Linked DNA regions of Mus musculus: region 2 is linked to region 1. Evidence: chromatin loops called from intact Hi-C (ENCODE). Cell type or tissue: gastrocnemius. All regions are shown on one strand. Links, peaks and the distances in the headings refer to the core of each region. The heading gives the core; the rest is flanking DNA. Region 1 overlaps Pdcd11 (programmed cell death 11). Region 2 has its middle 9.9 kb from the start of Neurl1a.

What was found. Peaks named below come from ENCODE experiments on the same cell type or tissue, not always from the same donor. Only the 100,000 strongest peaks of a DNase experiment are listed, where the experiment ranks them.
Region 2: a loop joins it to region 1, with 5 times the contacts of the local background. A loop is called at or near these places in 34 of 42 quality-filtered maps.

The regions. Positions count from the first base shown.
Region 1 is chr19:47,109,210-47,124,296 of GRCm38, reverse strand. It overlaps Pdcd11 (programmed cell death 11), which reads right to left. Exons shown (of 36, transcript NM_011053.2): 17 at 14,524-14,743; 18 at 13,187-13,336; 19 at 12,144-12,259; 20 at 10,582-11,156; 21 at 9,680-9,742; 22 at 6,895-7,000; 23 at 4,672-4,761; 24 at 4,402-4,504; 25 at 3,873-4,050. It overlaps LOC115489011 (a long non-coding RNA gene), which reads left to right and starts at 13,791. Exons shown (of 2, transcript XR_003952861.1): 1 at 13,791-14,022. In gastrocnemius, for the core only: no CTCF peak of the experiment used is centred there; no DNase peak of the experiment used is centred there.
Region 2 is chr19:47,161,383-47,176,469 of GRCm38, reverse strand. It overlaps the pseudogene H1f11-ps. Among named protein-coding and RNA genes, the nearest start is that of Neurl1a, 9.9 kb to the left of the region's middle. In gastrocnemius, for the core only: CTCF peaks have their summits at 7,245 (motif pointing right) and 8,040 (motif pointing right); DNase peaks (open chromatin) are centred at 7,256 and 8,015; H3K4me3 peaks cover 970 bases; H3K27ac peaks cover 632 bases.

The DNA of each region.
Region 1 (15,087 bases), core at 3,399-11,398:
CAGCAAGCTGAGCTCCAGTCAGTCGCATGGCCGGGAGGTGACAGATTGGGGCTCTACCCTGCACTGTGCTCCTAAAGGGCTGGCTAGGTTACAGGCACTCAGGGCATCCTCAGCTTCTGCTACCTTCAATTATGAGTTTACCAGGAGTTGTCCCTACAGTAACTCTTAACTGTAACCTCCATAGAGACAGAAAAACCACAGAAAACACGACCCAGGGACAACTGACTGGAGAGGAGCCAGACAGAGCAGCGACAGACTTTGAAGAGGGAAAGTGGGATTGACTCTCACTAGTTTCCAAAGTAGCTCGGGTAAAACTGTAATTCATAGTCCTTTATCACTAAGTAGACTCAGAGAGGATTACAGGGACCACAAGTCAACGTGAAACATTCCCACAACAGGGATGTGATTCTCACAGGCACCAGAGCCCTGCTGCGGAAGCAGGCTTCAGGTGCTACCTTGAGGCAAACCATTTTCTACCCACATCTGACAGAAGACGGGAATTTTGATTGCATACTACCCACAGGTCTGGCTGTCATAAAAGTATTCCAAATGACTATGTTGCTCAAAGCCACACCCTCATTTTATAAGCTTCCCGTGTGTCTCAGAGATTCACTGAGAATCTGTCTTCCACCAGACTCTGGGTATCTCTATGCTATTTGGTTTGGATAAATACTTGACAACTTAGGTGGAAGTCAGAGGCTGGGACATTCGAGATGGAGTTTGGGCCAAGACTGCTTTCTAGTCTGACTCTGGGAGGAGTGCATTCTACGTGGCCTTGGCTGGTAGTAGGATACACATCTTGAGATCTGGTTCTGCAAAGCCACTTTTCTCAGGCTACAAAAATGGTCTTAGAACTAAGAGTGGGGCTTGTGGTGTAAGTTGTACTCCTAGAACCTAGAACTCCTAGATCCTCTAAGGAGGATCACAAGTCTGAGGCCAGCCCATATAAAACTCAGCTCAAAACCAACCAATCACAGATAATTTGGGCCCAGGTTTGTTAGTGGGCGCCTGAAACTGTTTATAAAGTCTGCACCCCCAAGGTTGCTATCCTTTAAAAAAAACATGTACAGATACTTTTTAATTAAAAATATAAATGTTTCAAATAAATACAAGCAATTGGCTTGGAAAACAAGAGCACAGGAAAAAAACATAAAGAGACAATATAAGAGATGCAAACTAAGAGACCAGAGGTGGCTCAGCAGTAAGAGTACTGTCTGTTCTTGCAGGGCACCCCAGTGTGGTTCTGAGCACCTATAGAGCAACTGTATAGCTCCAGTTCCAATTCCAGCGCCCTCTTCTGGCCTCCACAGGCACTGCATGCACACTGACATACATAGAAAATAAATATTTTTAAAGGTCTAACTAAAAATGTAAATTAAAATGAAAGATCAATCTTTGCCTATTCCATGACTAAAATAAAAATTAAGCTTATCCAGTCTGGGCTGGAGAAAAGCTCAGCAGTTAAGATTATTGGCGACTCTTTCAGAGATTTTTGGGTTTGATTCCTAGTATTCACAAGGTGGAACTCCGGTTCCAGGAATCCAATGTCCTCTTGTGGCTACTGAGGGCACCAGGCACCCAAATGGTACACGCACATACACACAGGCCTCATACATATAAAACAAGCCAAAACAAACCAATCCAGTCTTACAGTCCTAACAAGGAAGAAGAGGGAAGTTGGTCACCACTGTTAGGGGACTATAAGTGAAAGACAATTTTGCAAAATATTTAACATCAATTGGTCCATTAAATTTACTTCTATAAATGTATTTCAAACTTGTACAATAATCCAAACATGCACAAAAGACAGGCATTTCAATTTTACTGTCTATCCGTGAGAACTGATCAAATAAGGTTAGATAAAAATGCTGTAGTACAAATAAATACTAAAAATAAGGTGAAAGAACAAGATACTAGCATGAAGGAGAAATTCATGATATACTGGTTTGAGAGAAAAGCAAGTTGCAAATAATATATAAAGTGAAGTTCTAATACTAGAGGAAATGAAATTATACCCACATATGTGTTTAAGTCTGGAAAGATTAGAGGTCGAAGTATATATGGCAAAAGCAGGCAGGAGAAGAAACAGAAACTTATTTATATATTTGAGGTTTCCCTTCCAGTAAAAAACAAAACAAAAAGCCACAAAACAGGTTTAAACTTAAGATGTGTATCAACAGGTGAATGGATAAAGAAAAATGACATATACACACAGAGTGTAATCTTAATTATAAGGAATAAAATTACATCATTTATAGGAAGATTGGTGAACCTGGGGTTCATCATGATAAACCAGACTCAGAAAGACAGGGTCACATTTCCTCCATGTATGTGCGTGGGCACACACACACAGACATACACACCCACAGACACACACACACAGGACATGAGAGGGGAAGGGACTGTAGGGGAAGAAGAGAAAAATGATAACCTAGCTCAGCGACTATAAGCACTGGCTCTGAGTACCCAGCACCACGTACAAGCTCACACGTACCCGTAACTCCAGTTCTAGGGGATCCAATGTCCTCATTTGGCTTCTGTAGTACCGGGCACCCATGTGGTTCACAGAGACACATTCAGGGACAACACCCATATGCATGATAAGATAAAGTAAAGCATAAAAGGACAGATGGAAGAACAAAAGGCAGTAATTGGAGTTGGGTGGACGGACAGGGGGCTACACATTTCTTATATGCAGAATCTAGATTTAACTGACCCCATAACAGGGAAGCAGAAGGGAGACTATGGGGTGGGGAGGAATTGTCTCAGGGCAGCCATGGAGGAGAGATGGAGACGGTAATGGGAGGATGGCTGTATCAGCAAGGTACAATGATTTGATCTGTGAAAATGCCATAATGATATCCATTATTTTGTATGCTAACAAAAATCTAAACTAGACATGTTCTCAGAAGAAGCTGTGCCCCGGCTGCTCTCCCACCCCTGGCTCTTGGGCTCCAGCTCAAGGAGAAAACGGGAAAGTACAGAGGACTCTATGCCTTGGTTCCTGTAAAGCTGACAAATTCACACACAGGAGAAACTAGCCACTACAGATGCTTGCAAGAGTGCACCCTCTATCGGCAGAGTGAAGAAAGTGCATCGTCACAGAAACAATGGATACACTATGTGACAGTAGACCAAGTAAATAACATCTTTATTCAGAGGAAGCAAGTTAGGCCTATCTGACTGGCTTTCTGCAAGACATCACCTTGGACACTATCCACACACAACTATCAATATTCATGTCAAAAGATACCTAGCCAGCATTTTGCATGCATGAAGAATATGCTTGAGAATCAGCTCTGGGGGCCAGAGAGGTGACTCAGTGGTCTGAAGGGTACAGGTGGAAGAAGTCAGGCCCCAAGACCACAAGACGGAAGTAGAGACCAGTTCCCACACACGTCCTCTGACCTACACACACATCCTGTGATGCACAGAAGCACGCATCTTCCATGTTGTTTTCCTCTCTCTTCCTGCCATCAGTAGTTCTAAAGCTAGTGATATTTTCCCCTATGGAGTGAGAAGGCACCTAAGTATGCGATGGCAGGAGCACAGGCACAGAGATCAGGGATTAGAGCTTTTCCATTTCCATCTGTGGTGAAATTAACACACACAGGACGTTCCAGTGAAAAGGCTTTGGCAGTTCAACTTAGTAGCAATTTTAACTATGTAAACTGTTAAGTTTTTCAGGGTTGGGGGGAAGACTAAAATCACACACACACACACACACACACACACACACACACACACACACACACACACACACATACACACACACACACACACACACACACACACACACACCCATATCACATTCAGTTAAAAGAAAATCCCACCAATTTCATACTTAGGCAAAGAAGAACTCTCTGGCTCACCTGACAATCTTCTGGGGGCAGAAGTCCTCCAGGGGTGCCTCGGAGTACGAGTCGCTCAGGTGAAACATACTGACTTTCCCTATCTTCCCAAAAGGGAAGGAGACGGTCAGTCCCCTGTTGGGTACAACCTTCATCACTCGGCCCATGGCCACTTCACCTTCTTCAAGTCTGTAAGGTCCTGGTGGGAAGTGGAGACAGAGCTCCTGGCAGTCTGGCCGACTATGGCCTGCCAACCCAGAGGTGCACCCAGACTTGAGTAGGCTCATCACAGCTTGAACCCACGACCATGAGACAGATAATCCCTTCCAAAGGACCGGAGAAAACCAAGTTTAGAAAAAGGAGACCTAAGAGAGCGATAGAGTCACACAAGCCAGAGAACAAAGCCCAAGAGCAAACCAAAACCAAACAAATACACTGTCTCCCAGAACGCTCTGTCCTGGCTTCCTGACACTGAAGGTCTCTAATCCTGGTGGTAACTGAAGCCTCCCACCCCAGCCTCTCTCTGACCAGGTACCGTGTCTTTCCACACCTATGAGTGACAGACATAAGAAAGCCCTGGGGACGTCTGGGTCAACAACGGTGGCCTCGATGGCCTGCCCAACCTGGAACTTCTTGTCTGGGTGTTTCAGAACCTGAAAGGATTTAAAAAAAAAAAAGTTCTAATGTTCCCATAAAGGTTTGTCATTTATCCAAAAATAAAACATTTAAGTCTCTGCCTCCTAACCCATCAGACCCCGTACTTACTCAGGTACCCCATATAGCCCATGTAAACTCTTGAATCTTTTCTCCAGACACTGACCTTGAAGCTGAGGGAAGTGAGCAACAAGGGAATTCTCCCTCGGATGTCCGGTCCGATGTCCACTTCAAGCCACTTCTTCATCACGTTGTACTGTGGGGGACAGGGCAGATGTAAGAGCACCCTTGGCTGGCCCAGAACTAAAATGCACTCTCTTGGGAACACTGAAAACACGGATGAAAAGGTCAAAACCCCTCATTTCTCCAAGGGACAGGAATCCATCCTGAGGCGCCGCCCACCTCCACATCTCATAGCTTCAATCAATTCATACATAATTAAATAGTGTCGCACAGCATACAGAAGTGCTGCATGCTGCAGGGATATACTGGCTACCAACAAGCACATGAGAGGGCAGATGCTGACTTTTTTTTTTTTTTTGGTTTTTTGAGACAGGGTTTCTCTGTGTAGCCCTGGCTGTCCTGGAACTTACTCTGTAGACCAGGCTAGCCTCAATCTCAGAAATTCGCCTGCCTCTGCCTCCCAAGTGCTGGGACTTTTTATAAAAAAAAGATTTGTTTGTTTGTTTATTTATTTAATGTATATGAGTGCTCAATCTGCACGTACATTTGCATGCCAAAGGATAGCATCAGCTCCCAGTATAGATGGTTGTGAGCCACCATGTGGTTGCTGGGAACTGAACTTAGGACCTCTGATGAGCAGATGGTGCTTCTAACTGCTGAGCCATTTCTCTAGCCCCTAGATGCTGACTCTTAAAAGGGCACTAGGCAGAAGGAAAACAGACAAACCAGGCACAGGAATCAGCATGATACAGATAGGAGGAAAACCAAAGATGGTTGTCATGGTGACTGGAATATGAAATGTGCAAACAGATCATGAACAACCTCGTATGCTGTGTTAAATTTCTGAGATTATAAATGTCCCAGGCGACTAAAAGGATAAACATCACTGGCATGCCAGGAAGATTATGGAAGAGACTCTGACAGTGAAAGATTTCATGCCAGGTATGATTTTAATACTTGCACTTGGGAGGCAAGCAGGGGTATCTCTGAGTTCAAGGCCAGCCTGGTCTATATAGTGAGTTATAGACCAGCCAAGGTGTAGAACCCTGTCTCAAAAAAACAAAATAAAACCAAAACCAAACCAGACCAAAAATCCCAAACAGGAGAGAAAGACTGGCTTTTCCTAATGCATCTGGAGAGGGCTAGGAAGCAGTCACTGTGCAGCACACAGCATGCATGTCAAAGGGAAACCGTGGAGGGTAAGTCAGCCCTGAGACAGCTCATCCTGCTCAGCCACGGCCATGCCTGTGCCCAGGGAGCAGTCTGGCCCTGCAGCAGCTCTATGCTGAGGACAGGTCCGCTGCTGCTCACCACATCTCCCACTAGACAGCTGCAGTCAGCCATCTACTGTCTCAAATGGTGCTTTAATTTGTCCATCCATAAACGCAGAGACCCCTAGGTTAATATTGCATCTTCTGACTTAACCACTCAGGCCATCAACATGGTCACTTTGCCTATTGTCAGAGTTTGGGCTCTGGCGGCCACCATACCAACCTGTCTACTCAGTCTCAACCAATGCATTGCTGGTTGAGACATTGCATTGTCTGTACTTATCCCGAAACTTCCATGCTGCCTTTCTAATGGTCTTTGATATTTTTGGTCCTTTAAACCTTTTCTTCTATATTACATAGTTTTAAAGATTTGTTTATTTTTTATTTTCTGTGTGAGTGTTTTGCCTGCATGTATGTATGTGTAGCATGTGCATGCCTGGTGCTCGGGGAGGTTAGAAAAGGATGCTGAATGGACATCCAGAACTGGAGTTAACAGACAGTTGTAAGCAATCAGGTGGGAGCTGGGAACTGAACCTGGGTCCTCTGGAAAAGCAAATGCTCTTAACTGCCAAGCCATGCCTCCAACTCTGTATTACATTTTTGGTGTTTACTCAGTTCAGACTTTCAGATGAACAGATATATCCTCAAAGGTTGGAAAGATAGCTCGTTGGAGTCAGTGACCAGAGGCAAGAAGGCATAGAAGGGAGACTAGTGGAGGCACACATGTCTGCTCCCCGCCACCACTCCCTTATTTTCAGCTCACCTAGAGACAGGTTTTTCAGGGCAGAGGCCAGGTATCACCACCCACAGCCCTACATGGCAGTAAGGACAGACTCCGAATGCCCAGTGCAGAGGCTCTGACTCCAGTTTTGCCCAGCTTGCTCTGAGAGCTCTGAAGGAGGGTCAAGCCTACAGTGAGGGCAGTAACTACTCACCTTCTTGAAGAAGCAGGTCACAGTCTGCCCAGCCTGGTACTGCCTGATCTTCTCCACGGGGCTCTCAGAGTGAGTATTAAGAGCACTGTAGCTACCCTTCAACTCACTGAAAAAAATCACAACAGAGTAAGCCAACCACTGGGACACTCTAACTTCAAAGACCTCCCTCAAGTGGCCATGAGGGACTCAGCTATTTTTACTCTCATGGACAATCTCACTCGTTAAAGGAGAATCTTCTCAATGATCAATCTGGGACCAATCATCTCTTCTGAGTCATTAATCTGTGACTAAACTAAGGGCAAACTGCTTCATGTTTCACACACATAGTTTGGGCTGGATGTGGTGGTGCATGCCTTTAATGCCAGTACTCGAGAGGCACAGACAGGTGGATCTACGGGAGTTCAAGGCCAGCCTGGCCAACAGAGTAAGTTCATTTGAGGACAGCCAGGGCACAGAGAAACCTTGTCTCAAAAACAAACAAGCAAGCAAACAAACAAATTGTTTTCATTCTTTACTTTAGCTATTGCTTTGGTTTGCAGAAATGTTCTTACAAACAACCTCATGTGTGAATTAAGCGTAGATAGTAACTTGACTGTCTGCTACCGAGGCAGGAGCTGAAGTCAGAGCTTAACTCAAAGCCTCTGCTAAACTGCCATTATCTACTTATTTTCAGACATGCAAGAACATGTGGTCTGAAAGTTGTCAATCCACAAATGACTAAATAAAAAAAATTGTAAGAAAGGAAGACTTGCTAGCCCAACTTACTCACTCAGATGGTTTCTAAAACAAGACTCATCCACACACTGGTACAGTGGTGCTGTTAAAAATGCAAAATATGGCTGTATGTGCTAGTGACTGGAGAAACTATTCTGACTCAGAAATTCCACACAAGAGAAATTCCACACGCGAGCACAGGGGAGTGAGTTCAATGTTGTTTGCTGTGGCACCGTAAGACGTTTTCTGCGATTTTTATGAAGATCAGAAGCAAGCCCAAATGTAAACCACTCTTGGAGAATGAGAGGATTAAATGGCTACTATTTAAACTGACGCAGATATCCTTCCAAATTTCTTTTCAGCGGTGCTCTTGCATGCCCTAGATAAGAAGTCTGCCACTGTGCAACAACCATCCATTCGAAACATATTTTTAAATGCAACAAACTTTACCCCAGTCCTGCCACACACAGAAAGCTCACAGAGGGCAAAAGCAGAGAAAACATTAATAAAAGCCAGACTTAAAACGAAAGAAAACAGAAAAATATATTAAGCCAGGCAGTGGCAGGCACAGTACCTTTAATCCTGGCACTTGGGAGGCAGTAGCAGCTAGATCTCTGAGTTCTTTATTCAAGGACAGTCTGGTCTACAGTGTGAGTTCTAGACCAGCTAAGGCTACACAGAGAAACCCTATCTCAAAATACTGAAGGAGGGGAAGAAAAATAAAAAAAGGTTGCTAACTAAAAGATACGACCTTCCAGTGCAAAGGGAAAGACACTGCACTAGAGTCACAGGCATGGGCTTCATTTTCACCAAGAATGTAGACTACATAAATATTTAAAAAGCAAAAAACAAACAAACAAAAAAAACCCCCAACAACCTGTAAAACTAAGGAAAGTACAGTAAAGAAAAAAATGATATATGGTCTATGTACCAAATATACTAATAATCTAAAATTAATGTGCTGAATCTGAAGTTTCAAAAACACGGCTAGCTGGGCTGGAGGGATGGCTCAGTGGTTAAGGGCACTGATTGCTCTTCTGAAGGTCCTAAGTTCAATTCCCAGCACCCACATGGTGGCTCAAAACCATCCATAATAGAATCTGATGCCCTCTTCTGGTGTGTCTGAAGACAGCTACAGTGTACTTACATATAACAATAAATAAATCTTAAAAACAAAAAACAAAACTCGGCTAGCAACTAGAACTCAACATCCCAGAAATAGAAATAGCCCCATGGCAGGCACAAGCCTCCCCAGAAACGGATCCCTTAGGCTGCCGACCAGACACTGCTGCAAAGTTATTCCAAGTCTTTCCGTGACATCTCCTGCTATGAGAATGCCAACCTGCCAGACCTCAGGCTGCCCCTACATGGCATTCTTATAGTCACGTGTCAGCATGGTTTACTGATGATGACCCTAAACCCCGAAACGTTGGAGTCTTTTGTGGAGGAAACAGAAAGGAGCAGGGTCAAAATGGTTACCATATGAGAACAGGAGAACTCACTGTGGGGACCAGTCAGTCTCTTACAGTGTTACTCTGCAGAACTCACCAGATAACCTACAGTTCTGCCTCAGCTGTCACCTCAGCTGTCACCATGCATTCAAGCTACACACGCTGAAAGCATATGTATTCTTGGATACCTACTTATTTCAGGAATTACTGAGTTCTAGAAAACTGGGCTGAGACAGAAAGGTTCCTTTTGTTAAACACTAGCACACCTGCAAACAGTGTTGACATTCTATTCTACAGCCTGGCCTGGGGTTCAATTTACGGCAATCTTCCTGCCTTAGCCTCTCAAGTGCTAGGATTTCGGGTATGAGCCTCTATGATTTTCAACCCTTTAATATAGTTCCTCATGCTGTGGAATCCTAAAATTATTTTCATTGCTACCTCATAATGCTCATAATGGTCCTAGATGACCCCTGTGAAAGAGTTATTTGACCGCCCCCCCCCCCCCGCCCGCCCGCCCGCCCCAAAGTGTCATGACCCAGAGGCTGAGAACCACTGCCCTATGCCGACTTCAACTTTCATACCTCTAGGTATGAAAGGCCCATTGCTAGGTTTCCCCTCACCTTGGCCGAACACTCAGCTCCAGGATGGTCAGAACAAATCTGGGGTGACTTATTGGGAGAAACCTAAAGAGAAAGAAATCAAATCACTTCTTAGTGTTAACCGATGATCCCAGATAACAACCTCTTTCTGCTCCACCTTAACTCAAGTTGATTACCACCCACCTCACACCAGACTAGGCTGACAAAGGTCCATGGAGGGTCTTTAAGGACTATCAATCATACCAGGTACTGAAAAGACTTGACTTACTAGAGATCCTATGCTTAATGCTTGAAATTAATATGCTATCCATAGGCCAGATTTTGAACTCTTCTTGTTATAGCAAGAAATCTAATATGATACAATTTAGAGTAAGGGGCCATTAAGATGGCTTGTGTGCAGGCTACCCACCTAAGGTCACTCCTCAGATCACACAAGGTGGCAGGAGAGAAAAGCTGTCTTCTAACTGCCTGCCATAACTGCCATGCATGGGCCAGACCGAGTATGTGTGTGCCTGTGAATGCATGTGAGCGCTCACACACAAGTAATACAAATAAAAGAAGTGCTATGAAGGAGGCCCTATGAGAACTGCTGATATATACTGTATGCAGGCAGCACACGCATGCACTTCATCGGTTTCCCCAATGGCCTTCCAAGGTAGACTACGCCATTATTCTCACTTTACAAATTACAGAAATGACTCGGCAGGTAATCTGAAATTCAGAGCCAGGTCGAAGTGTAAATCCACCCTTTAATTGCTATATAGTATTTTTAAAAATATATATATGCTAAAGGATCCTGACTGATTGCCTTTTAGTTAACTAAGAGAAAATATTATTTACATGCAATCTCTGCCTATGTTCCCATTCTTCCCATAATTGCCACAGTCCCCTCAAAGCCAGTCCCATCTCCCCAAACCTCATACTTAGATGTCTTCACATCTCGCCCACCGATCACTCTCGCAGTGACTTTCTTCCCGGCTTTCAGTGTGGTCGTAGGCGAGGTGCCCACTGGGACATCATCTAAGATGCGGGAGGCATGGATACAGCCAACAAAGCCATCAGCTAGGGTTACAACAACATGTGTGGCCTTCACAGCCTTAATGGTCCCAGTGACTTTGTCCCCAATAGCCAGGCTATGCCTTTTCTTAGACTTCACAGTCAAGTTCTCTTCTTCCTTCTCCTCCTCCTCCTCCTCCTCCTCTTTCTCCTCTCCTTTGTCATCAACTGTCTCTGAATCCCTCTGAACTGGCATCCTGGTCCTCTTAGAAGCTGGCCCTTCCACAGCCAAAATCAGACCGGTCACTCCCGGTTCTGTGGTCTTGAGGGTAAGGCAGACACCCTGCCCCACACGCAGCTTCTCAGAGTCAAAGTGGAAGGTATCATTGAGGTGAGAGATCAGAGAGAAAGCCACAAGGTGGCCAGTCTCCACCAAGGATGCCACGGCAAAGGACTCTTCCAGATGCTGTACGATTCCCTGGTGTCTACTGCTTTTTCTCAGCTGGAAAAGGGTTCAAAAACAACAACAACAAAAAATTTTTTAAAAACCTGAAAAATTTGCAACACTTCTCATCCCATGCGTTTCATTTGAATAAGCAATACCCAGCCTGTACACCTTACCCAAAGAATACTTCTACAGATTTCGAGCTTTTCCCTACACCTATCCTTTTTTTTTTTTGGTTTTTCGAGACAGGGTTTCTCTGTGTAGCCCTGGCTGTCCTGGAACTCAGAAATCCACCTGCCTCTGCCTCCCAAGTGCTGGGATTAAAGGCGTGCGCCACCACGCCAGGCTAAACTTATCCTTTTTAAGACAGGGTTTCTGTGTGTAGCTCTGAGGACCAGGACAGTCAAGAGATCTGCTTGCCTATGTAGATTAAAGAACTACATCACCATGCCCAACTCTTACAGAGGTGTCAGGACAGACTGTGGCCACGCTGCCTGGAAATTGGGATGCCCAGACATACTGACTATTTCCGATTTGTTTTTAAAATTAGCTTACAACATTTTCAACATTTATTTCTAATAAAAATCTAAATTCTGTCTTCTCCTATTTAAAAAAAAAAAAAAAAAAGTACTTGAGAGGCCAAGGCAGGACTGAGTTCAAAGCCAGTTTGTCTCAAAAAACCAAAGAGTTAGGTCGGGGTTGGTGTGGGGTGGATGACATCATACATTTACCAACACTAGACCCAGACAGTCAAACAGTCTGTGCCACGTGAGCCAGGCACTATTTGCCAGGCAGTCTGGTTAAGCTCTAACCCTCCCAACCTATGTTCTCTTCACTCATCACAGTAGCTGACTGGCCCTACGGACAGCTGGATCATAAGATGTGTCTGTCACCCGAACCAGCACGAAAATCTGCCCTATTGGCTATCCAAGGCAAGAGTAAAACAGAAGCGCTAGTCAGAGCGAGGCGCAGTCACTCGGTCTCACGGTTCTCTGAGCAGTGAGAGCAGTGTAGAGTGGAGATAGGACGTGGACGAGAGCTTACCTTTCTCGTTTTCCTGTTCACCAAGTCCTGGTGAAGGGAGACGTGGACCTCCAACTTCAACATGTCCACGTGTAGAACCACGACCTTCTTCTTCTGTCCAGGCTCCACCTCCTGCCCTACAGTGCAGAGCCAAGCACAGCACGATCAGCCTTGGACAAAGGGGAAGGGAAGGCAGCTCTCTGGGCCCCCTCAGTCCAAAAGACAAAGATAGAACATCTGCCACATCTACATGGCCCAGAGATAGGGAAACCAAGGTGGTCTACCACACATAGCTAAGGCTGGGCTGGGCCTCAAGTTATACAATCGAATAACATAAAATCCCAACTTCACTCAACTACAATAAAGGCTCTTCTACCTTAGTTTTTATTTATGTATTTGTTTGTTTGTTTGTTTATTTAATATATGAGTACACCATTGCTCTCTTCAGAGACACCAGAAGAGGGCATCAGATCCCATTACAGATGGTTGTGAGCAAACCATGTGGTTGCTGGGAACTGAACTCAGGACCTCTGGACGAGCAGTTGGTGCTCTTAACAGCGGAGCCATCTCTCCAGCCTGTCTATCTTAGTTTCTTGATGCTGTGATAAAATACTCTGACAACAGCAGCTCCTGAGAGAAAGGTTCAGTCCATCATGGTGGGGGAGTCAAGTCAGCAGGGATGGGAAACACTGATCAAACCTCGCCTAGGCAAGAAGCAGAACGCAGAGGATGCATCCGGCTCCCTTTCTCTACTCACACAGCCCAGCAGCACAGTCCACGCCGTCCCACTGAAATTAACAAGCCAAGATGCCCCCACTCCCTAGGCGTGCCCAGAGGCCGGCCCAGGTAATTCTAGGTCCTGTTCAGCTGAGCACTGACACTACCCATCACAAGGTCCACACACAAACATCTATCCTGCCGTCAATGGTCTTGATTTTCATCCATACAAGGTAAGTATGCCTCAAATGAACCGACTCATCTGCTACCCAATCTTGGAAATTCTGTATCCAGCAGAGGAGGAGAAGCACAGGGTCTCACCAGCCATCCGTGATGAGTCAACTCACCTGCCCGGTGGTATCTGCTGGCTCTCAGGACCAGGTCAGGCACAGGATCACTACTGAACACCACTGAACCATCTTCTAACACCTCATGGACCACGGCATCAAGGACCATCCCCGGGGTCATGTCAGCAAGTGTCTGGATCAATACAGAGTCTACCAAAGACCCAAAGACAGCAGGGAATTAGTGAGACACACTCAGCAGTCGTTTCTTCTGGAAATGTGGCGGCATCACAGAGCAGAGAACACTCAAATCACTGACACTGAAGGAGTGGCTCACTGCATATAAACTGCCCAGTGGCGGGCCAGGCGTGGTGGTTCATGTACTGAGTCACACACAGCTTGAGGTCAGCCTGGTCTATGCACAGTGAGTTCCAGCCAGAGGCTCAACAAGATAAATCAAACTCAACACAAAACCAAAATCATTTAGTGTCAGGCTAGTGAGATGACCTGAGTTCAATTCCTGGGATCACGTGGTGGAAGGAAATAACCGGTTCCCATACCCTGTTCTCTGACCTACACAGGCCTCTTGCATGCACACACAAATAAACAACATTTAAAGAAGAGAATGAACCGGCTGGTAAATTCACGGTGTAAAGCCAATGCCGCAGAATGCCGAGAGATTCTGATTTTAGAATAACTGTGGTGGCGAGGGGGAGTTTGCAGCTGCTTACTTACAATGACTTTAAGAAACAAAAACTAGGGTCTCCCATAGCCTTGACTGCATTAGAACTTGCTGCATCTGTGGATGATCTTGAATCCCTGATCTTCCTGTCTCCACCTCTTACGTTTTAGGATTACAAGTGAGGACCACTACACCCAGCTTAGGTGGTGCACGTTAGGTAAGTAGTCTAGCACACTACCTTTTTATTTTGGAGGGTCTCATGCAGCCCAGGATGACCTCAAACTTGCTACATAGCCAAGGATAGCTTTGAACTCCTGACCCTCTGTCTTCCCTTCCCCCCAAGCACTGGCATTACAGGGGCGTGCCACCTGTCTGGTTATGCAGTACTGGGGTGCCACCCAAGGCTCTGCAGCTGCTAGTCAGGCACTCAGGCAGACCCGCACCTTAATCTCAGTAGTGCACGGGTATTCACTTCATAAACACGTAGCACTCACTTCATGAACATCTCTCTTTGAGAAAGCCTCATTGGGGCATACAAGGGGATGTAGGAGAGCGCCTACCTAGCACCCTTGATGGTCCAGGTTGGTACAAAGACTTCATCCCTCAAACCATAGATTACAGATAGCCCCACTCACCCTAACCAAAGGTACAATAAAAGCACTGGTGGTGTACTAAAGACCTCATCCTCTGCTCCCTGCCTCCACTAAACATGCCCCACCTTGGTTGCTCATGAGGCTGCGAATGCCCTGCAGCTCTTCCAGGCACTGGCACAGGAGGAGGAAGCTGGTGCTGGCCGAATCCCCCAGACTGCAGTCTGACAGCCGCAGAGACAGCAGCATCCTCTGCTTCGATTCATCCACATTGGTCACCTTAGCAACGACTGTCTGACCCTCCACAAAGTGTTCACTTGGAGTGGTTACGAACTTGTCACTCATGATCTGAACAGTAGGTAGAAAGTGGGGGGGGGGGGGGAGTCATTGTTAAGACAGGCAGGGCTACAGACAAAGGGGGCCTGCGTAGTTTCCCCAGCTCTAAGCACAATTGTATTCCCCTTCCACAAAAAATGAGAGGGACTGGCTGTGCAATCTAGTGTTTAGAGATGACACCCATTTAGAAGGCACATTATTGGCAAGCCAAAGGGGTAGAACATGTTCTTGTCTCAACCCAGGGGCAACACTTTATCCTTCCCTTTTTCTGGCAGGGGATGCAATGAGACCCTCCCTTCCAAAAGTTTAGAAACCCAGGCCAGTGAGACTTTGTCTGCTTCTTGAGACAAGTCTCA
Region 2 (15,087 bases), core at 2,351-10,350, 53 kb before region 1:
AAACTTCCCCTGACTCAGAGGAAAATCATGGGAGGAAGATAGGGCTAAACTGGGCTGAGATGAGGGAGACCCCCCCCCCCCGACCCCGTTCCCCCCCCCCCCCGCCAGCCAATGTGCGGCTGTGAAGGATCATGCAGGGGTCATGCTGAGCAGAAACACCCTACACTTGTCTGCCCAAGGGCCCCTCAGTGTCACCCCTTGAACCCTTAACCCTACTTTTTTCCCCCCTGGGGAGTTCAGATTGGGGCATGGGACACCACTGTTAAATGTCAACTGGATATAGGTCTTTAGCAAGCAGGCAGGGACCTAAAGAAGGAAGTATAACCTTCTACATTGTCCTGGGTTCTGGGAACCCTTTTCTGGCTCTGGGTAAATCCATCTTGAAGAATCACAGAGTGCCAGCAGCCTTCCTTCCTTCCTCTGGACTCTGGTCAAACTCCCAGATTTTTAGCCCCTCCACAACCACCACCCAGGCAGCTTAAAGGCAACAGTTAGGAGGTAGCTCAGCCCCATCCTGGAAAGGAGGAGCGAGAAGAAGCTTCCAGGGCAGACTGGAGCTAGAGGAAGTCACTGTTTAGGTGGCTTCAGTGAAACTATCAACATCACAAGGTGAAACTGGGCAGTGGTGGCACAGGACTCTAATCTCAGCACTCGGGAGGCAGAGGCAGGCAGATCTCAGTGTGCTTGAGGTCAGCCTGGTCTACAGAGCAAGTTCTAGGGACAGCCAGGGTTATAGGGAGAAACCCTGTCTTGAAAAGGCAAATCAACCCACCAACCAGCCAAACAACAAAAAAAACAACAACTCCAACACCACAAGGTGGTGCTCTAGCACCCAACACCTTAGAAACCCCTCTCCAGGATTGCAGATTCTTTGTTTGTCTGTCTGTCTGCCCATGTCTGTGAGAGCTCATATCAGCTAGTAGGACAATGGAGAGAGGACCCCAGGCAGAGATGAGAGGGGAGGTCAGGATTCCATCAAAAGCTGCTCTGCGAAACTCCCCCTGCTCCCCCTCCCACCCCATTACCTTCCCTTCTGGTCTCTCCCTCTCCTCTCTCTTCCTCTCCTTCTCTTTCCCCTCCCCCATCTTTCTTCTCTTCCCTCTCCCCCTGTCTGCTCCACTCTCCCCTTCGCCCTTATTCTCCACAGCGTCCACGGGTCTGAATTTGAGACCTGAAGTCCTTTATCAATCATGTTGAAAACCTAGCAGGATGTTTGATTTGACCAAGAGTCTGCTTTCTTCCTTCCCTGATCCCTGAGGTGCTGAACCCAGAGCTAGCCAAGGATAGCCAAGGATAGCCAAGGATAGCTGAAGACAGCCACAGACAGCCCACAAGGCAAACAAGAATGGGGTTCACCCAAGCGGGGCCACACTGCTTTATTCCCGAGGACTGAGCCCTACCCACTGCCCATTCCTTGAACAATTAGTAGACCTGAGGAGATGGTCAGTCGGTAAAGTGCTTGCCCTGTAATTGTGAGAACCTGAGTTCATGTTCAAAACAAAAACAAACAAACAAACAAAAACAAAGACAAATCTAGGCACGAGGCACACGCCTGTGATCCCAGCAGAAACAGAAGTTCCCCGGGGCTCTGCTGGCCTGCCAATCTAGCCAGTTAATTTTTTAACTTAAAAATATTTTTTTTTTGTCAGAGCTGGAGAAATGGCTCAGAGGTTAAGAGCACCAGCTGCTCTTTCAGAAGTCCTGAGTTCAATTCCCAGCAGTCAATCACATGGTGGCTCACAGCCATCTCTGATAGGATCTGATGCCCTCTTCTGGCCAGCAGGTGTACATGCTGCGTAGATGCTCTTTCTATGCAGTACTCATATACCCAAAGTGAATAAATAATTTTAAAAGATTTTTCATACAGTAGTTTGATCATACTGCCCCTCCCCCAACTCCTCTTAAATCCTCCCACACCCGCTGAAAGTGTGTGTGTATGTGTGTGTGTGTGTGCAGAGAGAGAGAGAGAGAGAGAGAGAGAGAGAGAGAGAGAGAGTTGAGACAAAAATTACCAAAGCAAAAAGCACACGCAAAACCACGGAGTCAATTTTCCGTTGGCCAATTACTCCTAGGCCTGGTTCTTACCCTTGGGTGTGGCTGACATAGCAGGTGACCCCTCCCCTCCTCTCCCCTCCCCTCCCCTCCTCTCCCCTCCCCTCCCCTCCTCTCCCCTCCCCTCCTCTCCCCTCCCCTCCCCTCCCCTCCCCTCCCCTCCCCTCCCCTCCCCTCCCCTCAAGGATCCCTGCAGAAGAGGAGGCAGAAAGATTCTAAGAGCCAGAGTTTAGGGATGGCTCCAAGGAGACAGCATCTTCAGAGGCATGCGCAGAAGACCTCACAGCACAGACACATGACCGATACACATGTTAACTCCGCATGGACCAGACCTTCTTCACAGGTTCAAGCCAGACAAAGTTCTGGCAAAGAGAAAGGGAAGGAGCCATAAAGCCCCATCCTAGGAATATTCACGGACCCATAAATATTCTTACCTTTGGGGCCAACTTTCATCGGTTCAAATGTACTAAAATATACCATTTGTGGGGACTGGAGAGGAGGCTCAGTGAGTGGTCATTTGTTGTTCTCTCAGAGGACCAAAGGACCTCAGGTGTAGAGATAATCTCTTGTGTACTGTGTGGAAGCATCACCTGCCAATAAAAAGCTGATGAGTAGTTTAAGGTGAGGCAGGATAGAAGGCAGGACATCCGACAGAGAGATTAGAACTCTAGGAGTCAGTCAGAGGTGGAGAGATTTGCCCTGGCCTCTGAAGAAGTCGGGCGTATGAAACTCAGGAGAGGTAACTAGCCTTGTGGCAGACATAAAATAGTTTAAATGGGTTATGTAAGGTGTGAGCTGGTCGGGGAACGAGCCAAAGCTTCTGGCCTAGGCGTTCATTCATAAATCAATAAGCCTCCAAGTCTGTAGCCGTCCAGTGGCCATGGATGAACTGGGTCACCTGAAAGGGGGCTGGAAGTGAAAAGGACAGGGTGCGAGAGAAGGATGACGCCAAGACAAGGTGCTGCTGGTCAAGGCTCCAAGTTGAATATTCAGCACTGTGTTTATTTAGGACAAGCCCACAGACCCATGCTCTGTTTCAGCTGGATTATGTTGCAAAGCAAGCTCTTGGGGCAGCCTACTCTTCTAAGTTCCTCTAGGAAATTGCAGATGAGGCAAGGGGAAGACTCCACCTGGGTCGTTAAACCCATTGTGGCAAGCACTTACGGACTGTTTAGTCTACTCAAGGCTGGGGGAAAGGGCACAACTCCCCCTTTTTTTGTTTTTTAAAGATGAGAAGGACCAGTAGCTAGATGGGGGCACAAGACTTACTTGTTTTCCATAATCCCGTCTAGGGTAAAGAGGATGACCATGCCTGTCTTAAGTCGGTGTTGTCTATATATAGCTTCTTCTTACCCATCAGGGAGCACAAACAGAGCATTGATATAGTCTCTGTCTTAGGTTGATCGGAGCTCAGGAACACTCTTGCCCATCTCTGACTATTGGCCTTCTATAGCCCACTCTTTCCCATTCAGACCAAAGCCACGAAGGACAATTGAATAGGCACTCAATGCATCTCTTCATAGGGATGAATAACTGCCATGGTGAATAGCTGAGCTTGCTGAGAGCGATCCTGTATGAAGGCAACTGATTAAGATACAAAGTCCAAAAGTTAAACGCAACAAGATTGTAACTAATAGTCCAAGCAGTGTAGAAATTAAAGCTGCGATGGCTGGAGCGATGGCTCAACAGTTAAGAACACCACCAACTGCTCTTCCAAAGGCCCTGAGTTCAATTCCCAGCAACCACATGGTGGCTCACAACCATCTGTAATGGGGTCTGATGCTCTTCTGGTGTGTCTGAAGAGAGCAATGGTGAATACATAAATAAAGTTGTAAGCCATGGGGAAGTGGAGAACCAGGATTCAAACAATCCCTGATTCTGTCCTTTTTCTCTTTTCCTTTTGGCCAGTCCTTCTCGAACTTTAGCCTTTACTATTCCTGAATGATCGATGTAAAAACAACATTCCTCATGGAGGGATGCACATAGTCCTCCCTGTTGAAGGAATAAAAGATCAAGTCCTCTCCTGTTTTGAAAAACGCTCTCCTAAAACAAGGAGTTTACAGATTCTTGCAAATGGGAAATAGAGGTTTCTATCCTTTCTATATCTTTTTCTATTGCTGTTCTAAGGAGTTTATAATTTTTTCCTTGAGAAACCAGTGCCAGTAGCTGCTCCTCCCACACTCAGAGAGTTCCTTGGAATCCAAATTTTAAATTTTAAAATAAAAAGCATGATTTCAGTAATTTTGTGGTGTACAGAGATATAATTCCCCCCCCTTTTTTTGTTTTTTGTTTGTTTTTGTTTTTGTTTTTCAAGACAGGGTTTCTCTGTGTAGCTCTGGCTGTCCTGGAACTCACTTTGTAGACCAGGCTGGCCTTGAACTCAGAAATCTGCCTGCCTCTGCCTCCTGAGTGCTGGGATTAAAGGCGTGCACCACCACGCCCAGCTTGGTTTTTTTTTTTTTTTTTATGAAGATATTGTTTTAAAGTTCCATGGGCTGGTTCCACAATACCTTGTCCTTCAGGATAATAAGAAAATATGGGTAACATCCATTTGCCATAATTGATTAGGTACGAGTCCTCGAGGAATAACACCATTATGTGGTACATGAAGAAATTGAGGACAGTGAGAACAATTCTTTACAATTTGACGTGCATATTTTCTAGAAATACCAAATTATTGTCTCAAACTATTACTATTTTGATGATATAAAGAATGAGATTGTATGTATGGCTAAGTGTTCCTGTAAGGCCTATAATCTGCCTGGTATACAATTCTGCTGTGGCATTGCCCAGGGGTCCAAACAATCCAGTATGAGCTCTTAAATGTCCTATAAAGTAAGGAACAGTACATGATTTTTTTTTAAAGTCCTAGAACTTACTCTGTAGACCAGGCTGGCCTTGAACTCAGAGATCCACCTGCCTCTGCCTCCCAAGTGCTGGGACTAAAGGCGTGCACCACCACTGCCCAGCTCAGTACATGATTTTTTTTTTTTTTAAGATTTATTTATTTATTATATGTAAGTACACTGTTGCTGTCTTCAGACACTCCAGAAGAGGGTGTCAGATCTCATTACGGATGGTTGTGAGCCACCATGTGGTTGCTGGGATTTGAACTCCGGACCTTCGGAAGAACAGTCGGGTGCTCTTACCCACTGAGCCATCTCACCAGCCCCTCAGTACATGATTCTTAAATTAAGCTGTACTTGTATAAATAACTGCAAAATTTGCTCTTCCAGTTAGATTTCCTTTTCTTTTCCAGCAGCTAGCAGCCTTTATTCTCACCATACCTGAAACTGCTCCCACCGATATTGTGGCTCCAGCTCCTGTAGAGAAGTCTCCCACCAAGAAGAAGATGACAAAAAAGGCTGGTGTGGCTAAGTGCAAGGCCACAGGCCCTACGGTGCACGAGCTCATAACTAAGGCTATGTTTGCCTCTAAGGAGGACGGTGGCGTGTGCCTGCCTGCCCTTAAGAAGGCACTGGCTTCTGGTGGCTACCATGTCGAGAAGAACAACAACCGCGTCAAGCTTAGGCATAAGAGTCCGGTGAGCAAGGGTACCGTGGTGCAGACCAAGGGAGCCGGTGCCTCGGGTTCTCTCAAGCTTAACAAAAAGGCGGTTTCCAGTGAGGCCAAGCCTAAGAAGACTGGGGCTGCCGAGGTTAAGAAGCCTTCAGGTGCCACCCCTAAAAAGCCTAAAAAGGCTGCAGGGGCAAAGAATCCTGTGAAGAAAACTCCAAAGAAAGCAAAGAAGCCTGTGGCATCTGGAGTAAAGAAAGTTGCCAAGAGTCCTAAGAAGGCCAAGGCTAGTGCCAAGCCTAAAATGGCAGTAAAGAGCCCACCAAAGCCCAAGGCGGTGACGTCTAAGGCATCCAAACCCGAGGTTACCAAGCCCAAGACAGCTAAACCTAAGGCTGCCAAGGCAAAGAAGGTTGTTTCCAAAAAGAAGTAGGTTTGCTTGTGACAGCAACAAAGCCCCACTTTGGGCGCCACCTGTAGCCATCCAGCGGCCATGGTTGAACTGGATCACCTGAAAGGGGAGCTGGAAATGAAAAGGATGGGGTGTGAGAGAAGGATGAAGCCAAGACAAGGTTCTGACCAGGGCTCCAAGTTTAATATTCAACAGTGCATTTATATAGGACAAGCCCACAGACCCATGCTCTGTTTCAGCTGGATTTGTTACAAAGCAAGCTCCTGGGGCAGCCTATTCTTCTAAGTTCCTCTAGGAAATTGCAGGTGCAGCAAGGGGAAGACTCCACCTGGGTCGTTAAACCCATTGGCAAGCACTTGAGGTCTGTTTAGTCTGCTCAAGGCTGGGGCCAAAGACACACAAGTAGTTATTGAGGAACTGGGTTGTGGGTGGGAAAAACCTGAGGTGACACTCACTACCTAGTAACCCACATAAGGCAACCTTCAAACACCTGTAACTTTAGCTCCAAGGCATCCAGGACCCTCCTCTGGCCTCTGCAGGTGCCTCTATGTACCGGTACACACAAACACATAGGTACACACATGTCAAATAAAATAAATATTGTTTTAGGATAAAATAGACCACACCTCACATGAAAGGAAGGTCATTACACATTTTGAAAGGAATTTTACTGCTGTGGCTCTTGGATTCAGAGAACAAGGAAGTCACTGAATTTATAACTGATTTTATTTCTGTGTAGTCATGCATGAGTTGGATTTCTTGCCAAGTGAAGAAAAAAAAAACATGGTCATCAAGAATAATGAAATATTTATGAGTACTACATATAATGATTAGTGGAATTGACACAATGTCACATTTTAGAAGCATTTATGCCAACATTACTTTTTAAAGTTTCTTTTTTTAAAAAATAATTTGGAGTCACATCAATTTCCCCCTAAGTCATAAGAAGATCCTTAAAAGTCCTACTACCAGCCTAAGTACTCATTCTAGGACGCCCATAGATAAAACCCAGGCCTGAATCGAGCTTTCTCGTTGCAGCTCAGTGTGTAAGTGGAGTCTCCTCTAAGAAGCAGGAAGGAAAACAAACCTCCCATCCAGGAAGCGTGTGTCACGACCTCAAGCCCAAGCTTCCATTGGCCCTTCCAAGGCCACTGGCTGAGATAATTATAGAAAGTGGAATTTATTTCAATTTTTTTCATTTAAAAATTGTATGTGTATGGGTGTTCTGTTTACATGTGTGCCTCTGTACTGGGCGCATGCAGTACCTTCGGAAGCCAGGAGAGGGCACCGGAACTTCTAGGACTAGAGTTCTGGAAGGTTGTGTGGTTTCGGGTAATCTAACTGTGTCTTCTGGAAAATACTGTTCTGCTCTTAACCATCTTTGCTGCTCTGAGCCATCTTTTTAGCTATAAGTGGCATTTGTAAAGCACTTGTCTGCACGGGGTCCTGGCCTAAGTACTACCAATGAATGAGCTGATTGACTGGGATCCGCCCTGAGTTACATACTGGTGGTGTCAGGGCTCTTCCTGTTGAACAAGGGAGAATCCCAAGGCTTAGCGATGTTGCCTAGAGCTGACTTGAGAGGAGGGCTGAGTTCAGATCCCTGCGGACCTGGAGCTGCACTGGATTAGAATCCCTCCAGCATAAGGGGGAAGATATTGCATTAGCTTCACTGTGTTCAGAAACCAGCGTCTCCCTGCTTCACTTCCCAGACTCTTTAGCCGCGGGGAGAGCCAGCGGCTAATGAACACAAAATAGAGGCAGGGAACACTGAAACCAAAGAGAGGTGCTGGAAATGGGTGCATTACCCAGCATCCTGTTTCTCTCATAGATAATTTAAATGCCCTATCCTTGACAAAAACGCCTCCCGCACACGTCTAAAGACAAATGGCGCCTCTCCAGTTAAGCCTCTTAGCCTTAAGTCACACCAAAAGCTCTTCGTCCTAACAGCCAGTGCGGATGAGCTGAGGCCTCAGCAGTCGCTGCTGCTCAGGAGGGGTCCCACAGGCACACCCGAAGGCGATTCAAGGGTCTCTCCCTTCTTCCTTCTCATCTCAAGTTCTCCTCATCTACCACTAGAGGGCAGTAGAAAATCATGGGCATCTCCTTCGTGCCTTCCAACTTGTGAGGGAGAAGAGAACCTCAGGCCAATCACAACCCTTCAAAGGACGTTGGTCGTTCCGACATCTTTCAAAAGGCAAAGATCTTTTTGGAAGGGCAACGTATGTTGTGTGGCTTGCATTAACTACTTTCTTATAAAGGAGATGTCATTGAAGAAACTGTCCCTACTCAGCCACTCAGCTTGTTTGCCCTTCTAACCCGGCTGCACCAAGACCTCTTCCTCATCACAGTGGGGAGGAGGTTCCTCCCCACTGTGGCAACTGACCAAAGAAGGACAAATCACCCCCAAGCATTCATCTGCCTAAGTAAGCCAAGGCCCTCCTGGAGCTCTCCCGGACCCCTTCGGAGCACTCCCGGGCCTCTTTGGAGGACTCCTGTGCTGCCTCTACTTATTGAGAATAAACATCTGCTTATGTCTAGCATCCGACCCAGGTTTCTCCTTGGCTTGGCTCTCTGAGCCGGTTCTTATCCTCAGAGCTGAACCACCTCCTTCTCAGACCAATCTCTCCACAAACACCCACTTCCCACTGGGGCAGCTAGAGACAGCTGTCATGAGTTACATCAGCAAGAGGATAAAAGAAGGCTGGGCGTGGTGGTGCATGCTTTTATCCCAGCACTTGGAAGGCAGAAGTAGGCAGATATCTACAGTTCAAGGCCAGCCTGGTCTACATAGAGAATTCTGGTTTATATATTAGAATGAATACACACACACACACACACACATATACATATATATATATATATATATATATACATACACACACACACACACACACATTAGAACCACTGAGCCATCTCTCTAACTCCTTTAATCCTGGTTGTTGTTGTTGTTTGTTTTGTTGTTTTTGTTTTGATTTTTTTTTTTTTTTTTTGGACAGGGTTTCTCTGTGTAGCCCTGGCTGTCTTGAAACTCACTTTGTAGACCAGGCTATCCTTGAACTCACAGAGATTTCCCCTGCTTCTGCCTCCCTAGTGCTGGGATTAAAGGCATGTGCTTCCATGCCTGGCCTTAATTCCGTTTTTAAAAAATAACTTTGTGGAGAACTGGAGACATGGCTCAGCCAGTGGAGACATTGTGCTGGTTGGTTTTTGTCAGTTTGATCCAAGCTAGAGATAGCTGGGAAGGTGGACCCTAAGTCGAGGAATGCGCTCCATCAGACTGACCTGTGAATATGTCTGTTGGAGCATGTTCTTGGTTTATAATTGATAGAAGAATGCCTATCCACTTTGGTGTTGCATGTAGTTTTAAAAGCACACTACCACCTTAGCCAGGGAGCTGCAACCACACTCCCAGATCCTCCCAGCTTAGCTCCAGATCAGCTGCCCCCAGCACTGACCCAGCCTGCCTGGGAGCTGGTGCACTCTGGCCTCTCCCGGCTCCCCTTTGTCTCTCCCAGCTTCCCTTTGTCTCTCCCAGCTTAGCTCCAGGGGTCAATGATAATCAGCCCCAACCCGGCCTCTCTCTCTAGCCATGCTATGCTCTGGGAGTTGACCACTCCACCAGCCCACTCCCAAGGACCTAGACTCCTTGGATAAAGGACAGACAGACAGCTTTATTATTTTAGAGCTTGCCGACTAGGCACAATTGCTAGGCACAGAATCTCCTGCCTGGAAAGGTGTGCCCTCATCAATTATTATCTCCATTTCTTCTCCTACTCTAAACTTAGTAATTTGTGTCAGCTAACACCCCCCCCCCCACACACACACACACACCTCCTTGGCCATCTGCCCATAGCAGAGGCCACTGGTTCTAGCTGCCCCAAGATCTTACACGATTGCTGTGTGCTTCACCTGGCAGAAAAGCCCTCCACCCACACCCAGTCTCCTTTTCCTCTTGGGACCAGGAAGCCCCACCTGTCCGTTCTGCCAAGCAATTGGCTCCCAACCTTCTTTATTAACAAGTCAAGAACCAGTTAAAGAACCAGACCTTAATGTCAGCACCTCCCACTATGCTATGGTGCCACCCCTGGACAGGTGGTTCTAGATTATAAGAAAGTAAGCTGAGTAAACCATAGAGAGCAAGTCAGAAAGCATGTTCCTCCCTGGCTTCTGCTTCACTTCGTGCCTTAGGCTCCTACCCTATCTTCTCTGGATAATAGGCAATAACCTGCAAGCTGGAACAAGCCTTTCCTCTCCAAGTTGATTTCCATCAGTATTTTATCAAAGCAGCACAAAGCAAATTAAGACAGAAATTGGTCCCAGAAGTGGGGTATTGTAATGAACCTGACTGTGTTGTTCTTGAAAGTTTGTTGAAAGGATTTTGTTGTTGTTGTTGTTTTGTTTTGTTTTTTGTTTCTTTTTTTCGGGGCTCTGAGCTGGAGAAGGCTGTTAAGTGCTTAGAGCTTAATGAATTGTTATGGTAATCTGGGAGATGGAAATGTTGGGAGTGTAATAGGCCTAGCTTGTGAAGTTTCATAGGTAGGTGAAGACTCCATTGGGGCTACTCACACGGTATAGTGAATTAAAAGTCTGTGGAAGTGAAACTTTTGCTTTACTGGGGCAGTGGATGCTGGATAGTCAGGGCTGAAAAACCGGCAGTCATTAATAGAGATCAACATCACAGAGGTGAAATCTGGGATGTAATTTCTCAGGATCGCCACGCAGAAGCTATGATTTAGTTGGAGACTGAGGCTGCATATCAAGCTGGTATCAGAACCTAGAAAATAATGTGTAAGAGTCTCCCACATAATGGTGCTGGGTTTTTTCTTTTCTTTTCTTTTCTTTTCTTTTCTTTTCTTTTTTTTTTTCTTTCTTTTTTTTTGAAGGACTGAAGACGTCGTGGAGAGGAACTGAGGCACAGAACTACATGACAGGGTCAGAGTCTCTCTAAAGAGAAGGCCAGGAGTCCATGGTTAAAATGAAGCCTAAGTTGCAGACCCAGAATATTGGAGATGATAGGACTGGGGGACAAAAGACAGTAGCAGCTATAAAGTGGAGCTGGCCTGAGCCATCAACACAAGCTGTGTATACTGTGAATAGCCAAGCAGTAGAACTGGAGTTACCCTAGCCCTTAGGAACCTAGGAAATTGTGAGTCCTGGGTATTAGACCCTGACTGTGAGACATTTAAAATTATATTATGTCTTTTTTTCCCACATATATTATGTCTTACATCATGATTTTTGACATGAAATCTTGGGGATCAAGAAGAAAGGAAAGGTTATGGTTTAATAGTGATGGTTGTGTGTCAAGTTGACAAAGGTTCACTTGTGTTGGTTAGTTTTTGTCAACTTGACACAACTAGTCAACTCAGGAGAGGGAACTTCAATTGAAGAGTTGGTCTCCATAAGATTGGCTTCATTTGCATGCCTGTGGGTCATTTTCTTGATTAACTATCGATATGGTTGATGCCACTGTGGGCAGATGGGCCTGGGTTGTAGAGGGAAACAAACTGAGCAAGCCATGGAGAGTAAGACAGTAGGCAGTCTCCTTCCATGGTCTCTGCTTCAGTGTCTGCCTCCACGTTCCAGGTTTCAGCTCCTGCTTTGGCTTCCCTAGGGAACAGACTGTGTCCTTATGACAATCAATGCTTTCCTATCCAAGTTGCTTTTGGTCAAAGTGTTTTATCACAGCAGCAGAGAAACAAACTAATAAGCTCCCACAAATTATCCTCTGAGTATCATATGCATGAGCCTCTGCCTCCAAAAGGCTGGCATTACCCACACTCAACACCAAAACCCAGGTGTAGTGGGAATTCTGGAATTTTGATTTCTTTTAAAACACACACATGTGCGCGCACACACACACACACACACACACACACAGAGAGAGAGAGAGAGAGAGAAATAGTATAAGAATGTGCTTTGTTTTAACCCCAGGTGTGGGTTTATGGACACTGCCCACAGCAATTGGCTATGTTTTGCCTTGTCCCCTGCAGGGGGACGGTTTTGCCAGCTTCAGATAGTTTCTGCAATTATGTGACGTTTGGAATTCTGGGGACTTTTTAGAGAGTATATAAAGCCTAGGACTCCAAGAGTGAGGTGGGTTATTGGTCATTTGTTGGTTGGTTGGTTATTGGTTGTTGGTTGTTGGTGGTCAATTTTTTTTTAAGTATTCATCAACAAAGACAAAACCAGAAGAAGAAGGGGGGGGGAGGAGGGGGCGAAGGAGGGAGAGGAGGAAATTAGATATCCTCAAGATCAAACTTGACCCAAGAAACTTAATATCCCTCATCAGCAGGAAGTAGTCTAACAATAATGTCACCTCCTTTCCAACCCTGCCTTTATTTAGGGATCTCTTTCCTTTCCCTCCATCCTTTTCTCTCTCTCCTCTAATATTATGGGGTTGAAAGGATGGAAAGGAGTGGAAAAAAGAAAAAACCCAAAAAGTAGCAAAAGACAAGCTACACCCAGGCACAAGTTTCTTGTTTTCATATTTTTTTGTTTTGTTTTGTTTTTCGAGACAGGGTTTCTCTGCCCTGACTGTCCTGGAACTCACTCTGTAGACCAGGCTGGCCTCGAACTCAAAAATCCTGTGCCTCTCAAGTGCTAGGATTAAAGGTGTGCACCACCACTGCCTGGCAATGTCTTCTTTGTCTTTCTCCCCAGTACCCAACTGGGTCCTGTTCACAGAGACTCTGTCCCTGATAGTTAAGCCATTTGCCTACAGCTTCTTGTCTAATGTTATCATTTTAATTGCATGTTTAAGACTTTGAGACATGGAATTTAGTTATAAAGAATGGGTTTTGGGTTGGCCTGGACTACAGAGTGGGACCCTATTAAAAAAGATTGTAATAAGGATTTAGTTCAAGTTGTTCCCAGCTGGTCAGCCAGCTGTCCCTGTGCTGCTGGCTAAGGAGTCCCCTTTCATTATCCTGCTCTTGGCACCACATGGCTCTGTAGAGCCTCTGTCCCCAAGGTAGCAGAGAATCAGGTTACTCAGAGGCACAGACAGCCCTGCTCTTCTGCTGGAATCAGTAGCCTTCCAGCACTGAGAGAGAAGTGGGCCACTCCTTCAACACCTTTCCTTTGAAAGGAAGATGATTGCAAGGAAAGAGGGCGCAATCACTCCACCCTGAGTAGTGACACAACCACACACCGATTTCTGAACAGGCACGATGCGCATAGCGCACACAGATGCGGAGTTGGTTTTGCTTTGTTTTGGTTTAGTTTTTTGGTTGAGACAAAGTCTCAAAATGTAGATCCCATGGGCCTGGAACTTGCTGTGCAGACCAGACCATTCTCAAAGTTGTAGCCATGCAACTTTATCTGCTTCCCAAGTGTCAGGATTACAGCGGATCAGACAGAGGCAGCAGTCCTACCAGGCAAACTCCCGGCCCAGCAGGTGGCATGTGTCTATAATCCCAGCACTCAGGAGGCTGAGGCAAAAGGATCGTGTGTTCCAGGTCGGCCTATGTTTCATCATGAGACCTTGTCTCAAAAGGCAAATAAAGAGATAAATACATAAATGAGAGCAGAGGTTCCATGAACAATGAAGCTAACTTGTCTCAGAATATCAAGTATTGTATATTATTTATTTATTTATTTATAACTGTACATAGTATGCATACACACACACACACATATATATATGGGATATACGTGTGTGTGTGTGTGTGTATGGAGGGTCTGTGTACATGTGATTACATTGCCCACAGAGCCCAGAGAAGGTGTTGGATCTGGAGTTACAGGAGAGTGTGAGCTGCCCAATGTGGGTTCTAGGTACCAAATTTGGGTCCTCTGCAAGAGCAGTATGAGTCCTTAACCACTGAGCCATCTCTCCAGCTCCTCAGACCCTTTTAAAAGAAAAAGAATCACCAGGGCAGTGGTGGCACACAACGTTAATGCCAGTAGTTGGGAGGCAGAGGCAGGTGGATCTCAGAGTTCGAGGCCAGCCCCATCTACACAGTAAGTTCCAGGACGGCCAAGGCTACACAAGGCTGTCTAAAAAGACACCCAGAAGAACCTCAAGAATATATCTACAAGATTCCAATTAAGAAAAAACAAAGATAGAAGCTACTGATATATTCTCCAAGCATCTTCCAATCGCAAGTTAATACGTCCTCACTAGTGTCTAAAAGAAAAATGTTTTCCAGTCATCATTAAAAAGAAAAGATGGACTTTAAGGTTCTCCCTTAGGAACTGGAGAGACGGCTGGGTAGGAAGAGTTCTTCCTGCTCTTTCTGAGGGCTAGAGTTTGGCTTCTAGCCTCAAATGTTGGGTGGGTCGAAATCACCTGCAATCAAGGGAATCTGGAGCCCTCAACTGGCTTTCATAGGTGTGCACACACACACACACACGCACACACACACACACTCTTATCTTTTAGATTTTTTAAAATGTCTTTGAGTATTTTTGCCTGTATGTACACCTGTGTAGCACATGTGTGCCTGTTGTCCAAGAAGACAGTGAGCCCTCCATTTGGGTGCCAGGAATCCAACCTGGGTCTTTTACAGCAACAAGCGCTCTTAACCACTGAGTCAACTCTCCAGTTCCCACACATAAAAATAAAAGCTTTAGGAAAACATTTCAAAGGAATTTCCCTAGAGGTGGGTGTATTGGTTACAGTCCCAGCTACTGAGGAGGCTGAGGCAGCCTCAGCAACACGGTAAAAACTCAAGGAAGTGAGCGGGTGGGTGAGGAAAGGGGATGGAGCGAAGGAAGGAAGACAGACAAAAGGAAGACAGAGGGGGTGGGGGAGAGGGAGATAGAGGGGGAGGGGGGAAGAGGGAGACAGAGGGGGAGGGGGAAGAGGGAGACAGAGGGGGAGGGGGGAAGAGGGAGACAGAGGGGGAGGGGGGAAGAGGGAGACAGAGGGAGAGGGGGGATCACCCAGACTTTGAAGGCCTTGTCGGAGGACACAGCCTCAGAGCCCTAGCATGTTAGGGGTTGAAATCTCATCTCAGACAGCACCACACAGAAAATCTATACGTTCCTGCCTTCAAACACACAGCAAATCTATACAACCCTACCTTCACAAGCTTTCTCTTCTATCCCTCCCTGTTTCTCTCCCTAGAGAAGCCTGGCTGATCCAGGCTTCAGGCAACAAA